Linked DNA regions of Homo sapiens: region 2 is linked to region 1. A link is an interaction called in ENCODE POLR2A ChIA-PET data of the cell type or tissue named here. Cell type or tissue: CD4-positive, alpha-beta T cell. All regions are shown on one strand.

What was found. ChIA-PET counts read pairs that join two places held together with the same protein. Peaks named below come from ENCODE experiments on the same cell type or tissue, not always from the same donor. Only the 100,000 strongest peaks of a DNase experiment are listed, where the experiment ranks them.
Region 2: POLR2A ChIA-PET joins it to region 1 with 6 read pairs; 5 of 35 experiments call an interaction of 5 or more read pairs at or near these places.

What each region holds. Positions count from the first base shown.
Region 1 is chr4:142,415,280-142,417,779 of GRCh38, reverse strand. The region is part of intron 5 of INPP4B (inositol polyphosphate-4-phosphatase type II B); the gene reads left to right. Among named protein-coding and RNA genes, the nearest start is that of INPP4B, 430 kb to the left of the region's middle. In CD4-positive, alpha-beta T cell, no CTCF peak of the experiment used is centred here; DNase peaks (open chromatin) are centred at 579 and 969; H3K4me3 peaks cover 827 bases; H3K27ac peaks cover 1,447 bases.
Region 2 is chr4:142,695,671-142,698,170 of GRCh38, reverse strand. The region is part of intron 2 of INPP4B (inositol polyphosphate-4-phosphatase type II B); the gene reads left to right. Among named protein-coding and RNA genes, the nearest start is that of INPP4B, 150 kb to the left of the region's middle. In CD4-positive, alpha-beta T cell, no CTCF peak of the experiment used is centred here; a DNase peak (open chromatin) is centred at 1,220; H3K27ac peaks cover 2,500 bases.

The DNA of each region.
Region 1 (2,500 bases):
TACCGCCTCAAAAATCCTGAAAAATTCATCATTCCTGGGTCGTTTTGCAAACTCAATCAGACAGCATTCCTAAAGCACTAAGAATAGTGCTAGATGTATAAGTGATTCTCCAATGGTATTATTCTAATTATTATCTTGGGTTAATCCCTTTCTGTCCCTGAAACTCTGATTCCTTATCTGTGAATTGCAGATAATAATTCCTATTTTGCAAGTTGTTTGAGCTAATATAGATGAAATTGAGAAGTATATTACTAATACATTGTTAGGAATTTAATACATTTTTTCACACATTTTATTTAATTGGATCCACACAAGCACTAAGTGAGAATAAACATAATTATCATCCCCATTCCCAGATGAAGATACTAAGACTCCGTAACAAACCCAAAATCACACAGTCAGGACTGAATCTATGGCCCTCAACTTTTGGCAATTTGGAAGGCAGAGCAAGTAAGAACTGCCAAGAAGACCTTAAACAGAAGGGAAGGTGCATCATATTCTCATCTTGCCTAGGCTACAGTGCATCCCGGAAGAGGTTCTTTTTAATTTAATTTGAGTAGTGTAAACTACTCTTCTGTTCTGAAACTTCCTGTATGCCTAGGGCTCTGAAGCTTTCTACTTTGAGCTAGCAGCCACTCTGCTGAGCTTTCATTTGAACTGCTCTCCCTGGAGATCCCAAATATTCTGAGAAGTATGCTCTTTTTTCCTTCAAACACTGATCCTCTTAGAACTACTCTTTCCCACGAAGTTGTCTGATCTCGGTTGCTTTCACAAACTGTTGAATTGGTGGATTTTGCTCCAAGTAATTAGACCCTCTGCTTTCCAGCCAGCCCAGATTTACTTTCTCACTTATAAACTCCTCCTTCTCTTATATCCTGGATCACTAGTCATTTCTAGCTTTAGCTTATCTGTATGAAGCTTGTTTTATTTCCTGTGAGTCAACTATCTTATGACAGAAGAATCGACACCCTCAAAGCCCTAGTTAGTCAAATGAATATTGAGATTGTCTTTTGCCTACACAGAATCACACATGATTGATGACTGAAGCGAAACTGGAGTTATCTTCTTTAAGCACTTCAAAACTGGTTCTTGCCCAAAGGATGATCTAGATGGAGACAACAAAATGAGAAGCTCATTATGCCCCTAGAACCATCTATTTTTCTCATTCTTCCCTATTCCTCTTACTTCCTAATCTGTCTTTTTATGTGTCTTCAATTTAATAATTTAATTCTACTGGTAAAATATTTGGCATTTGAGCAATAGCACATAGCCATTAAGCCCAAACAAATTTTCAGGAAAAAAAATTACTTAAATAATTTTTAACCTTAATTTAGACATCATTTCCTAAAATTCAAGCCCTTAACCAACCACCATCTGCACAATGCAATTCTCCTGAATATTTTGGTTTGGGAAAGCATGCTCAGGATTTGGTAAAACCCAGACCATGAGTCAGTGTGTTGTATGGGAAGTCATCTGGATTGAACAGCTGCCTCCCTGTCGGCTTGCTACCTCCTGCCCAAACAAATTCCCTCAGAAGACTGTCAACTCCTCAAGACAACATTCCAGGCCCCTATTTTCTTTATTCTCCCTCAAACTCCTAAATACCTGCCTGACACTATTTTTTTTATTATACTTTAAGTTTTAGGGTACATGTGCACAACGTGCAGGTTAGTTACATATGTATACATGTGCCATGCTCGTGTGCTGCACCCATTAACTCATCATTTAGCATTAGGTATATCTCCTAATGCTATCCCTCCCCCCTCACCCCACCCCACAACAGTCCCCAGAGTGTGATGTTCCCCTTCCTGTGTCCATGTGTTCTCATTGTTCAATTCCCACCTATGAGTGAGAACATGCGGTGTTCGGTTTTTTGTCCTTGTGATAGTTTGCTGAGAATGATGGTTTCCAGCTTCATCCATGTCCCTACAAAGGACATGAACTCATCATTTTTTATGGCTGCATAGTATTTCATGGTGTATATGTGCCACATTTTCTTAATCCAGTCTATCATTGTTGGACATTTGGGTTGGTTCCAAGTCTTTGCTATTGTGAATAGTGCCGTAATAAACATACGTGTGCACGTGTCTTTATAGCAGCATGATTTATAATCCTTTGGGTATATATCCAGTAATGGGATTGCTGGGTCAAATGGTATTTCTAGTTCTAGATCCCTGAGGAATCGCCACACTGACTTCCACAATGGTTGAACTAGTTTACAGTCCCACCAACAGTGTAAAAGTGTTCCTATTTCTCCACATCCTCTCCAGCACCTGTTGTTTCCTGACTTTTTAATGATCGCCATTCTAACTGGTGTGAGATGGTATCATTGTGGTTTTGATTTGCATTTCTCTGATGGCCAGTGTTGATGAGCATTTTTTCATGTGTCTTTTCTGCCTGACACCATTTTGTGCATTCACTCGGAGTCCAGCCATCTTGAGTCCACTCCCCTTAGCCATCCACCTTTGGTAACTGAAGCCCTGACTTTCCTGCCACCCTT
Region 2 (2,500 bases), 280 kb before region 1:
GGCATGTTCATGCTAACAGTAGCCCTATAGCTGTGGTTACTTATCTTAATTACAGCCAAGATTTATTTCAGCTTGAGTGTTTTATAAGCAGATTAGAATTTTAAAATTTTCACAGCCAGTCTTCTTGCATTATACTCTTTTTAAATTCAAGCATGTTTCATATTATAAGAAGCTAACCTTAAATTATAGCCCTTGTTTTGTTAAATATTCAGTATTCTAGGAATTTGAAATTCTCAAATGTAGTCTTTAAAACTCTGAGTTTATCTGATAAGGATTTTATTATTATTGTTATTTACATATGAATACAGGAACAAAATGTGATTTAAGTAAGTCATGGCCTAGAAAGGGATTTGTAATGTCTTGGCCCTATTTAAGAACTTTTACCCATGCCTCATGTTCTAGGATTTCTACTTGATCCAGCTTGGAAATCTGAATAACTCATGATATTGGGAAATTTCCATGGCTGCATTTTCTTCAGTTCCTTGCTTGTAGCTCACCTTTGTCTCCTGTTTTTCTTGTAGGTTTCCAGTATATGCTTTGGCCATATAAAGTAATAAAGCAAATAAGTTCCTATCGTTTAATCATATAGAAAAGCCCAGCAAGAATCCATTGTCCAAATCTTGTTTGATTAAGATTGATTGACAGTTTTATGTAATTGGATGACATTTTTAAGAGAAAATCAACAGAACATTATCACATGGTTAAAGCCTACTGCCAGAAACAATAAACTTGGCTTACCTATTTCGTTAGAGTATTATTTTGATTTATTCACTCATGTATATAATTCACTTTCACAGTTGATCCCAGACTCTGTTTTTATGAATGGCAACTCAGAGAATTTAGGTAGCTTTTCTGGGAGCAAGGTTGATGGCATTGGTGTGGGTTGGGGAAAGCCTAACAGTATTAAAAGGGAGAATGATATAGAGGTTGTTCATCCCATGTTCAGTTACCGATGTGTTTTCACCAAAACCATATAATTTAAATGTCTCCTTTTCCTGGAAAATATGAAGCATTGTACAACAGGTAATTTTAATAACAATGTAACTTAGGCTGCTTATGATTGACATCAACATCACATGTATATAATATGATTGTAAGAATTTTTAAAAATGCATCATTGGGATAATAAACTGTAACTGACATCCTTTTAAACTAAAAGCAGGTGAAAGCTTGCCAGTGTTCCACTCTCTCTGACTTACCATTCTAAGAATAAACACATACAGTGGAGTGTGCGGGGCTGCACACTGTGGTTTTATCTACTTCCTTGCTAGAGGAAAGCACTGTTATAAAAACAAGTAAAACATGCAAAGGGAAGTAATTTAATAAGTAATTTTACAATAAAAGAATGGAACTATAAACCTGCTTTTCTTGGACAGCCTTGGTGTTATCCAATTTGCCCTCTTACTGAGCCTCTCTACTGGCTGGCTGTAAAGGACATGGTGAATTAGGATCAGAAGTCGATGGCTGTGTAGTGCCTGGTTTTGAAATGTTTGGAGAACAACATAAGTAGTAGCTGATGGCAAGGCAGAGGGACGCAGGGTTGAGTGGGCACTGCAGATGCCAGGATGACCCAGTTTAAGTGGGTGTAAGCAGTGAAGTAAGCAACAAAGTTGGGCAAGCACTGAAGGTGTAGTTTGTGTAGGAGACAGATGTCAGGGCTGGGGTGGGGAAAGGGAGTATCTGTACCACAGAATTACAGCCTGGGTCAGTTAGTGCCTTGCACTGATGTTTGTGTATATTTTGTCCCCTCAGCTAGATTTTATTACTCTTTGGGGGTGGTATCCTTGTTTATAATTGTTCCCTTGAGCTGCTGGGCACAGTTATGGAACAAGGTGGGTTGTTGCATGAGGATCTCTTGGAAAGTTCTCCTGGGGCTTTCTGGCCCCTTGAGGATGGTATAAATGCTAGTAGGACCAGGCACACTCTCTGTCTTATCAGACACATGGAAAAGGGCACAGAGGAAATGATCTGTTTTAGAATCAGAGTGTGCCTTAATCCATCGAATATGCTGGTGTCATTATTTGACTTCCTGGACTGTAAACACTGCCCTTCTAGGCTCCTGGGACCTTTCTAACCTTTCCTCGTCTGATAACTTTGTCAATACTCAACATTTTCTTGCTCAATCCAGGGGCACCTGTCTAATTCTCCTAGTCCCAGCTGGCTCTCCTTGAACTTGATCTGTCATCTGATCCACAGTGTCTAGGTTTTGGATTATCCTGGCCCGCCTTTCCCTTGAGATCCCACATCAAGATAAGAAACACTGCCTTGAGCCTATAGGGGTTGAGGGGAATTTGTAGCCCTCTGGATATCCATCTTAAAATATGCCAAATAAGTATATTTTGGGGTAAAATATTTTTATTTCCTTCAAGCATTATGCCTGACAACTAAGATTTGATTGTAGTAACTTAGTGCTCTGTTGGATAGAGCACTGTCATTGTCTTAATGAGCATTATATAACTGATTTAAATTCTATTGCACAGTTTATTAAATCGTATCTGTT